Regions from separate parts of the Homo sapiens genome. Here region 1 is linked to region 2. Evidence: chromatin contacts called from ENCODE Hi-C or POLR2A ChIA-PET data. All regions are on one chromosome and are shown on one strand. Each heading gives the region's core, a stretch centred on a gene start or an enhancer-like site at or near the end of the contact. The rest is flanking DNA. Distances are from core to core; before and after follow the strand shown. Region 1 holds the start of HROB (homologous recombination factor with OB-fold). Region 2 overlaps LSM12 (LSM12 homolog).

Region 1 (5,373 bases), core at 2,623-5,122, 100 kb before region 2:
CCTAGACAAGGGTAATTCTAACGTGCGAGCTTTGGATCTAGTCTCACCCCTCATCTTGTGATTAGACAGAGGGAAGGGAAGAACATCTGAGGCAGAAGAGCATCCCTCATATTGTAGAAGAGAAAACAGAAGACCAGAGAATAAAGTAACTTGCCCTGATTCACATAGCCAATTGCTGACCCCTGGCCTCCTGCCATCCAGTAACTATGCTATCTCTTACATGGTTCTGGCTCTACATACACAGCCCTTCCCACTGCAAGTATGTTATCATAGAGGTGAATTAAATCAGCTAGATGACACAGCTTCCAGGAAAGAGCCCTTATAATTTAAAGGTATGACAATTAGGCAATTCATTGCTCTGGTTTTTTGTTTCTAAGACAGTTAAGTAGGTTGTTTACACTTCTCATCACTTCTCAGCACCTCACAGGCAAAAACATACACATGTCAACTAAAAGGAGGCTGGTACAGGCTAATCCAAAATGTTCTGAACCTGAGTGTTTACATTTTAAGACCTCGTCTGCCACCTCTGATCATCAACACTTCCCTACCTCATCTTCAAACTCCTCTTCCACAGCAAACAGCTTCTGCAAACTGCACGCCTGAAAAGAAAAAAAACCAACTGGGGTTGAGAAATACCATTTGCAAGCACATTCTGTCCTCACTCTGCTTCTTCCCAGCACTAACAATACCATCAGGTATATTGTTTTTTGTTTGTTTTTGCTACGGCTGGGAAAGGACTAAGGAATGAGAAGAAATGGGATTTCGTTAAAGACTTAAACAATCTAGGGCCGGGCGTGGTGACTCATGCCTGTAATCCCAGCACTTTGGGAGGCCGAGGCAGGTGGATCTCCTGAGGTCAGGAGTTCGAGACCAACCTGGCCAACATGGAGAAACCTTGTCTCTACTAAAAATACAAAAGTTAGCTGGGCATGGTGGCTCATGCCTGTAATCCCAGCTACTCGGGAGGCTGAGGCAGGAGAATCGCTTGAACCCAGGAGGCAGAGGTTGCACTCCAGCCTGGGCGACAGAGTGAGTCTGTATCAAAAAAAAAAAAAAAAAAGACCCAAGTATTCTAAAAAACTTACTTAGCTGTGTGCAGTGGCTCATTCCTGCAGTCCCAGCTACTTGGGAGGCTGAGGTGGGTGGATCCCTAGAGCCCAGGAGTTTGAGGCTAGGCTGGGCAACATAGTGAGACCCGCCTCTTAGAAAAAGATTAAAACACTTTCTGCCAGGCACGGTGGCTCATGCCTATAATCCCAACACTTTGGGAGGCCAAAGCTGGTGAATCACCTGAGGTCAGGAGTTCAAGACCAGCCTGACCAACACAGTGAAACCCCATCTCTACTTAAAATACAAAATTTGGTCGGGCGTGGTGGCTCACACCTATAATCTCAGAACTTTGGGAGGTTGAGGTGGGGGCGGATCACAAGGTCAGGCGTTCGAGACCAGCCTGGCCAACATATTGAAACCCTGTCTCTACTAAAAATACAAAAAATTAGCTGGGCGTGGTGGTGGGCATCTGTAATCCCAGCTACTCAGGAGGCTGAGGCAGGAGAATCGCTTGAACTGGGAGGCAGAGGTTGCAGTGAGCCGAGATCGCACCACTGCACACCAGCCTGGGCGACAGGGCAAGACTCTGTCTTTAAAAAAAAAAAAATTAGCCGGGCCTAGTGGAGCATGCCTGTGATCTCAGCTACTTGGAAGGCTAAGGCAGGAGAATTGCTTGAACCCGGGAGGTAGAGGTTGCAGTGAGCCAAGATTGCACCACTGAACTCCAGCCTGGGCGACAGAGCAAGACTCTGTCTTAAAAAAAAAAAAGGAAAGAAAGATTAAAAAACTTTCTTGTAACATAATCCACTCAGAACCATCTGCACTAATCCTGGAAGGGAAGAAAGGGGGCAAAGGGAAGGCTGCCTAGGGGAGCAAGGGCAGTTCTCCAGGACTGTGCACATGGGCGTAAACATTTTGTTTTTGTCTTTTGTTTTGAGACAGGGTCTTGCCCTATTGCCCAGACTGGAGTGCAGTGGCAAGATCATAGCTCACTGCAGCCTCAATCTCCTAGGCTCAAGTGACCCTCCCACCTCAACCTCCTGAGTAACTGGGACTACAGGTGTGCACCACCGTGCTCAGCTAATTTTCTTTTTTTTTTTTTCTTCCTGAGACGGAGTCTTGCTCTGTTGCCCAGGCTGAAGTCCAGCGGCACGATTTTGGCTCACTGCAACCTCCACCTTCCAGGTTCAAGCAATTCTCCTGCCTTAGCCTCCCAAGTAGCTGGGATTACAGGCCAAGCCACAATGCCTGGCTATTTTTTTTTGTATTTTTAGTTGAGACAGGGTTTCACCATGTTAGCCAGGCTGGTCTTGAACTCCTGACCTTGTGATCTGCCCACCTCAGCCTCCCAAAGTGCTGGGATTACAGGCGTGAGCCACTGCGCCCAGGCTAATTTTTAAATTTTTATAGATACGGGGCCTCACTACATTGCCCAGGCCAGTCTTGAACTCCTGGGCTCAAGTGATCCTCCCACTGTGGCCTCCAAAGTGCTGGGATTATAGGTGTCAGCCACAGGCTGGGCATGGTGGCTCACTCCTGTAATCCCAGCACTTTGTGACGCCAAGGCGGGTGGACCACCTGAGGCCAGGAGTTCAAGAACAGCCTGGCCAACAAAGTGAAACCTCGTCTCTACTAAAAATAGAAATAAGTTAGCTGGGGTGGTGGTGCCCGCCTGTAATCCCAGCTTGTTGGGAGTCTAAGGCAGGAGAATTGCTTGAACCTGGGAAGTGGAGGTTGCAGTGAGCGGAGATCGCACCACTGCACTTCAGCCTGGGCCACAGAGTGAGACTCTGTCTCAAAAAAACAAACAAACAAAAACAGGTGTCAGCCACGGCCCCTGGCTTGGGCCTAAGGATTTTGCAATATCCCAAAGGTTTCGCCTGACCAATCTTATGTCAAACATAAGAGAAACTACCATAAATCCAAACATGTCTGCACAGTGGCATTGTTTCTGCAAATGAAGCCAGTAGTTTCCCTACCTAATCCAAGGCCCAAAAACTAGGGTCCCAGGAGAGTAGGATGCCCCAGTCCACGGTTCCTTCTTTCTAGCCAGCAGGGCTGCTGTAGCCAGTTCCTGATGAGTGTCAAACCCAGATCAGAGGTGGTGCCTAACCCCAGATGCCAGAGCCGCAGGAGCTACAGCTGGCGATACAGTTCCCAAGACTCTAAGGGTCAGAGTGAAAGGGGTGGGCGGGAGACGACGGTTGCAGTGAGCAGAGATCACGCCACTGCACTCCAGCCTGGGCGACAGAACGAGACTTCGTCCAAAAAAAAAAAAAAAAAAAGTAGAAAGTGTGGGGCGGGGAGGGGAAAGGGATGGACCCAAGCGGTAGTGACGTCTGAGCGCACTGGAAAGGGGGGTTTCCCAGGAGGGTAGGAAGGCAACAGGAGGGAAACTGAGGCCCGGGGGAGGAGAATGCTTTCTCAGGGTCTCCGGCGCGTCCATGACAAGCCCTGACGACAGCCCAGGTCTCCCGACTCCGCCGAACCCCCACCCAGACCCCGGTCCTGCAACTTGCGCGGGCGAGGGGCTGGAACCCCATGAGCAGTTCCGGAGGCCAGGGGGCCCTGCGGCCCGCCAGCCCCCAAGCTGGGCGCGGCATTACCATAGCGACGGCGGGTGGGCCTCGGCGGGGAGGTTGGCCCGGCACCCCGAGTCCGGGGAGTCGCCGGGGCCTTGGACACGACCCAGGTGGAAGTCTCGGACTCCGAGGGACAGTGCTTCCGGGCTGGGGTCAGAGGGATGAGTCTCTGCGATATAGGGAAAGTCGCCAGGAGACTGGCGGCAGGCGCCTTAGGCCGCATTCGAAGACGCCGCCACTGGGGCGTCTCCGCCTTCTTAAAGGGGCAGGCATATTTCTTTCCCGCCGACACAAAGGGCCTTCTCACTGTAGTCTTCCGCTCTGGTCTTAAAGGGGAAACGGATGGGCTCTCGGTCGCCCCCAAGCGGCTCCTCTTCCCAGTCGGCTGGTTCAGCACTGGTTCAGGTGAGATCAAGCATCTTGGCCCCACGATGCCTAATCCTGCCCCCGCCCCTTTCTTTTCCGTTCTTTTTTTTTTTTCTTTTTTAAACCGAATCTCGCTCTGTCGCCCAGGCTGGAGTGCAGTGGCGCGATCTCGGCTCACTGCAACCTCCGCCTCCCGGGTTCAAGCGATTCTCCTGCCTCAGCCTTCGAAGTAGCTGGGATTACAGGCGTAAGCCATGGCGCCCGGCCTCCCTGCTTGACTTAATACTGCTTCAGAGCAAGACTGTGGCTTTTCACCTTTGTGAACCAGCATGTGGCACATTGAAGACACTCAGAAAATGAGTTTGTTTTTGTTTTGAGACTTACTTTACTCCCTTACCCAGCCCGGAGTGCAGCGGCACAGTCATGGCTCACTGCATCCTCCACCTCTTGGGCCCAAGCAGTCCTCCCACCTCAGCCTCCTGAGTAGCTGGGATCACAGGCACACACCACCAAACCCAGTTAACTTTTTTTTTTTTTGACACGGAGTCTCACATTGTTGCCCAGGCTGGAGTGCAGTGGCACGATCTTGGCTCACTGCAACCTCTGCCTCTCAGGTTCAAGCGATTCTCCTGCTTCAGCCTACCAAGTAGCTGGGATTACAAGTGCCCGCCACCACGCCCGGCTAATTTTTTTTTTTTTTTTTTTTTTTTGAGACAGTCTCGCTCTGCAGGACAGGCTGCAGTGCAGTGGCATGATCTCGGCTCACTGCAACCTCTTCCTCCTAGGCTCAAGCAATTCTCCTGCCTCAGCCTCCCGAGTAGCTGGGATAACAGGCATGTGCCATCATGCCTGGCTAATTTTTGTATTTTTAGTAGAGACAGGGTTTCACCATGTTGGCCAGGCTGGTCTCGAACTCCTGACCTCAGGTAATCTGCCCGCCTCTGCCTCCCAAAGTGCTGGGATTACAGACGTGAGCCACTGCGCCCAGCCACGCCCAGCTAATTTTTTGTATTTTTAGTAGAGACAGGGTTTCACCATGTTGGCCAGGATGGTCTCGAACTCCTGACCTCAGGTAATCTGCCCGCCTCTGCCTCCCAAAGTGCTGGGATTACAGACGTGAACCACTGCGCCCAGCCACGCCCAGCTAACTTTTTGTATTTTTAGTAGAGACAGGGTTTCACTATGTTGCCCAGGCTGGTCTTGAACACCTGACCTCGTGATCCACCCGCATTGGCCTCCCGAAGTGCTGGGATTATAAACGTGAGCCACTGTGCCTGGCCTAAGCCCAGCTAATTTTTTTATGTTTATTTGTTGTAGAGATGAAGGCTCCCTATGTTGCCCAGGCTGAACAAGTGTTTGTTGAATGACTTGATGC
Region 2 (5,487 bases), core at 659-3,158:
AAAAAAAAAAAGGAAACTCCTCCTTGTTACCGGGGTTTTTTTGGTGCTTGAGTAAGCGTTGCTTGTTGCTGCTTAAAATACATCATCAGCAGCTCTTTCCATAGAAACTACAAGGCTTTCTTGTTACAGTTGGGATTGCCACTGCTTGGAATGCTGTCAGCCTGTGTGTTTATTTGTCTGTAAAGTTATAGCCTGGTAGGGCCAGAATGGCAGCCAGTCTTGAAAGATTATATATATATTGCTGCTGTATTTGTCTCTCTCCATGTCCTAGAGATCCTGTGAAAAAGGAGCTCTGGCTTCAGATCACTGCAGGGTTTTGCCATTCTTCCCTCTCTTACCCGGGGAGGCTGAAATGACAGCGTGAGCTGGCCTTCTGTGCTCACGCCTGCTCCTCCTTCCTAAGACAGTCTTTGAAACTTGCAAGGACAAGAATACCCATGGCAATTGAAGGCCTCCTTTTTTTTCATAGTCAAACCTAAGCCTTGAGAAAGTGCTTAATTTTATAAACAAAGAATTAGACACTTGGTTTACTTCCTCTGCTATAAAACTATGCTTGGAGCCAGGCGTGGTGGCTCACGCCTGTAATACCAGCACTTTGGGAGGCTGAGGTGGGTGGATCACCTGAGCTCAGGAGTTCAAGACCGGCCTGGCCAACATGGTGAAATCCTGTCTCTACTAAAAATACAAAAAAATGGCCAGGTGTGGTAGCTCACGCCTGTAATCCTAGCACTTTGGGAGGCCCAGGTGGGTGGATCACGAGGTCAGGAGATCGAGACCATCCTGGCTAACACAGTGAAACCCCATCTCTACTAAAAAACTACAAAAAAATTAGCTGGGCGTGGTGGCAGGCGCCTGTAGTCCCAGCTACTCGGGAGGCTGAGGCAGGAGAATGACGTGAACCTGGGAGGTGGAGCTTGCAGTGAGCAGAGCTTGCGCCACTGCACTCCAGCCTGGGCGACAGAGCGAGACTCCGTCTCAAAAAAAAAAAAAAAATTAGCTGGGGGTGGTGGCGGGCACCTGTAATCCCAGCTACTCTGGAGGCTGAGACAGGAGAATCGCTTGAACCCAGGAGGCGGAGGTTGCAGTGAGCTGAGATCGTGCCATTGTACTCCAGCCTGGGCAACAAGAGTGAAACTCAATCCCAAGAAAAAAAGCTATGCTTAGTTTATGGTTTGATGGATCACTGTAAAAGCAGAATATAAATGTTTGAAGATTCCAAGCATTAAGGTACTTTTGGAATATGCTGTAGGTATGGCTCCCCCATTTTTTTTTTGAGACGGAGTCTTGCTCTGTCGCCCAGGCTGGAGTGTAGTGGTACAATCTCGGCTCACTGCAGTCTCTGCCTCCCGTGTTCAAGCGATTCTCCTGTCTCAGCCTCCTGAGTAGGCGGGATTACAGGTGCACACCACCACACCCATCTAATTTTTGTATTTTTAGTAGAGACGGGGTTTCACCATGTTGGCCAGGTTGGTCTCAAACTCCTGACCTCAGGTGATCCGCCTGCCTCGGCCTCACAAAGTACTGGGATTATAGGCGTGAGCCACTGGGCCCAGCCAGTGCCTCTTTTTATTTAAGGAACTGATGTTTGGGGACAAATTGTGTGTTCTCGCGCGTGTTTGCACATGTGCTGCAGCATTGTTAGACTCAGCTGTTCATGTTCATGGGTCTGAAGAGTCTCCAGATTATTTGTTGGACTTTTAAGATGCATTGTTTGCCTTTAATTTGTTTTAACTACCTTGTCTAGCACATTTGTTTTGTCTTACACTCAAACAAATTTGTACCTCTGGAATCTCTAGCAACCAGTAGTGTGGGGTAGGGATCAGAAATGTGCTGGAGAGGTGATAGGGATTGACAGGGTAGAAGTTACGAGATTGTAGTAGACTACCAGATTTTACTAGATTTTCTTTTGATCAGTTTGTGGATGGTTCCACCAGAGGGCAGTGAAGGAACAGACATGACGTAGAATTCAGACTCTTCGTTTTTCTCAAAAGCAGGACAGGGTTGCCTTTAGCTAAAGTTAAAGGTGGACAGCGTTTATGGTTAGATTTACTTGAGTCCTGGCTCCCTATGTGAGCACAGATAATGTTCTGTAAGAGTTTTTAGAGTCTCAGATTGTGGTCTGTGAAGGTGTGGTATGTATTAATTTTTAAACTGGAGGCTCTAGCACAACAGCTGATAAATCTTAATTTTCGCCTTGAATGGAAATTCTGTGTGTGTGTGTGTGTTTGTGTGTGTGTGTGTGTGTGTGTGTGTGTGTGTGTGTGTGTGTTTGTTTTTTTTTTTTTTAAAGAGACAGAGTCTCACTTCTTTGCCCAGGCTGGAGTACAGTAGCATGATCTCGGCACACTGCAACATCTGCCTGCTGTGTTCAAGTGATTCTGCTGCCTCAGCCTTCTGAGTAGCTGGGATTACAGGCACGCACCACCATGCCCGGCTAATTTTTGTAATTTTAGTAGAGACGGGGTTTCACCATGTTGGCCAGGCTGGTCTCGAACTCCCTACCTCAGTGATGCACCCAGTTAGAAGTGTGTGTGTGTGTATGTGTATGTATTTTTTTTTGTTTGGTTTTGTTTTGTTTTGAGACGGAGTCTTGCTCTGTCACCCAGGCTAGAGTGCAGTGGCGCGATCTCAGCTCCCTGCAGCCTTCTCCTGGGTTCAAGCAATTCTCTGCCTCAGCCTCCCAAGTAGCTGGGATTACAGGAGCCCGCCACCACGCCTGGCTAATTTTTTTTTTTTTTTTGTATTTTTAGTAGAAACAGGGTTTTAACCATCTTGGCCAGGCTGGTCTTGACCTCCTGACCTCGTGATCCACCTGCCTCGGCCTCCCAAAGTGCTGGGATTACAGGCATGAGCCACCTCCCCTGGCCGGAAATGTATATATTTTTAAATCTCTGACCATCATTTGCCATCACATAGTCCCCCAGCCACACTCTATAATGTTAAAAGTGCTTTATTTTCTTCCTAGTGCTTATCACTGTCTGAAATCACCTTGATTTCAGTTACTTGTTTATAGTCTGTCTCCCCCACCCACTTCAGGCTATATTTAGCCTAGCATAGTGAATGTCTGGCACATGGTAGGTATGCAGTAAGTATTAGAAGGAAGGAAGGAACGTTTTCTTGGAATACCAGTAACTGTTCAGGTATGTCGTGGATTTTTAAAATTTGTTTCACTTTTCATTTCTGAGAAAACAGAATCTGTCCAAACAAGTCTTTCCTGGCCTCCTTTCTTCAGCTTAGGTCCTGACTGTTGGCAAGAATGAAGATGAATCCTATTCTGAGTCTCTTTCCTCTCTTCCACCCTAGCTTGCCAGCAAAGCACGGACAGAGAAGGAGGAGAAGCTGAGCCAGGCCTATGCAATCAGTGCTGGTGTCTCTCTAGAGGGCCAGCAGCTCTTCCAGACCATTCACAAGACGTGAGTTGGGATCGGAGAGGTCCTTTGTCCTGGGGTAATGCTACCTGGTTGTGCTGTCTGGTGGCAGGCTTTTGGGTGGTTGTCTTCCTAAAAGTCTACTGGGGAAGCTGGGTAGGGTATTGGCAATATGCCAGCATCCAGAGGTGCAGGTGCTGTAGCCCCCTTTCCACACAGAAGAATAGTGTAATCACGGACAAGTTGTCTTCTCTGGTCTTTAGTTGCTTGTCTGTAAAACTTAGTTTTGGATTAGATTATCCCTAAGGATCCCTTCTAGACCTAGTAGTCCATAACTTAGAACTAGTGATTTCTTCTCTTTGATTTTGTTGTTTTGTGCCTTTCTTTAAAAGCTGATGCAGTTTTTATTAAGGGAAAGTTATATCTATATCACTTTTCCCATTGTAGATTGGGATGAACACAGGGAGTTAGAGCAGGCCACCTTCTTACCACCTCTTAAAAGACATTTTGGGGCCGGGCGCGGTGGCTCACGCCTGTAATCCCAGCACTTTGGGAGGCCGAGGCAGGTGGATCATGAGGTCAGGAGATCGAGACCATCCTGGCTAACAAGGTGAAACCCCGTCTCTACTAAAAATACAAAAAATTAGCCGGGCGCGGTGGCGGGCGCCTGTAGTCCCAGCTACTCGGGAGGCTGAGGCAGGAGAATGGCGTGAACCCGGGAGGCGGAGCTTGCAGTGAGCCGAGATTGCGCCACTGCAGTCCGCAGTCCGGCCTGGGCGACAGAGCGAGACTCCGTCTCAAAAAAAAAAAAAAAAAAAAAAAAAAAGACATTTTGTTGGTCGGGCACGGTGGCTCACGCCTGTAATCCCAGCACTTTGGGAGGCCGAGGTGGGCGGTTCACCTGAGGTCGGGAGTTCCAGACCAGCCTGACCAACATGTTGAAACCCCCATCTCTACTAAAAATACAAAATTAGCCAGGCGTGGTGGTGCATACCTGTAATCCCAGCCACTTAGGAGGCTGAGGCAGGAGATTCGCTTGAACCCTGGAGGTGGAGGTTGTGGTGAGCCAAGATTGTGCATTGCATTCCAGCCTGGGCAACAAGAGCAAAACTCCGTCTCAAAAAAAAACATTTTGTCACAGCAGAAGTCATTTGACTCTCCACTAGCTTCCCTAGCTGCTGAAAAACTGGAACATTTGACACCCCTCTCCACCCCGCCTCCCCCCACCCCACACTGCCATCTGTTACTCTGTTTAACCACCCTGGATCTGGTGCACAGATGGCAGCTGGCATCAGAGCTGTTTGAGGCTGTGGTGTGAGTATCTGAACATTTACAGGTATGTGAAGGAACTCCCAGTCGCATCAGCTGCCCTGGGGCTTCCCAAGTGTGAACTGGAATGGGTTTTCCCAGTCTGGCAAGTGCCCAACTGTCTGATAATTGAGAAGAGCCAGTCTGAAGAGCAGCTCCCATTATGGGTGATAAGGGTCAGAGTACAGATCATAGGAAGATGGGGAGTTTGTTCTCTCTCTCTTTTTTTTGAGTCGGAGTCTCACTCTGTCACCAGGCTGGAGTCCAATGGTGCAATCTTGGCTCACTGCAATCTCTGCCTCCCAGGTTCAAGCGATTCTCCTGCTTCACCCTCCTGAGTAACTGGGACTACAGGCGCGCAGTCCCACGCCCAGCTAATTTTTGTATTTTTAGTAGAGACAGTTTCATCATGTTGACCAGGATGGTCTCGATCTCCTGACCTCATGATCCGCCCACTTCGGCCTCCAAAGTGCTGGGATTACAGGCGTGAGCCACTGTGCCTGGCCTTTCTTTTTTTTTTTTTTTTTTGAGACAGGGTCTCACTTTTATTGCCTAGGTTGGGAGTGCAGTGGTGCGATTTTAGCTTACTATAGCCTCAATCTCCCCGGCTCTGGTGATTCTCCCACCTCAGCCCCCGGAGTAACTGGGACTACAGACGCATGCCACCACTACCGGCTAATTTTTTGTATGTATTTTTAGTAGAGACGAGTTTTTGCCCTGTTGCCCAGTCTGGTCTCGAACTCCTGGACTCAAGCAATCTACCCACCTCGGCCTCCCAAAGCGCGGGGATTACAGGTGTGAGCCACCGCGC

Evidence for each region. Hi-C counts contacts between places; a loop is a spot of excess contacts on that map. ChIA-PET counts read pairs that join two places held with the same protein, here RNA polymerase II (POLR2A). Pooled maps may share reads with other maps.
Region 1: a loop to region 2 is called in a pooled map, with 2.6 times the contacts of the local background. The contact joins the promoter of HROB here to the enhancer-like site in region 2. A Hi-C loop is called at or near these places in 3 of 50 pooled maps. POLR2A ChIA-PET finds 5 or more read pairs at or near these places in 7 of 52 experiments (A549, CD4-positive, alpha-beta T cell, HEK293 and 4 more).

The regions. Positions count from the first base shown.
Region 1 is chr17:44,140,429-44,145,801 of GRCh38, reverse strand. HROB (homologous recombination factor with OB-fold) reads right to left here and starts at 3,872. Exons shown (of 10, transcript NM_001171251.3): 1 at 3,657-3,872; 2 at 549-599. The coding sequence starts at 3,659. RefSeq lists silencers at 3,047-3,341, 3,588-3,647 and an enhancer at 3,948-4,117.
Region 2 is chr17:44,038,073-44,043,559 of GRCh38, reverse strand. It overlaps LSM12 (LSM12 homolog), which reads left to right. Exons shown (of 5, transcript NM_001371445.1): 3 at 3,304-3,413. Among named protein-coding and RNA genes, the nearest start is that of TMEM101, 26 kb to the right of the region's middle. Within about 2 kb of position 1,908, at least 5 of the 41 ENCODE cell types and tissues checked have a DNase peak (open chromatin) inside an H3K27ac peak, as active enhancers do.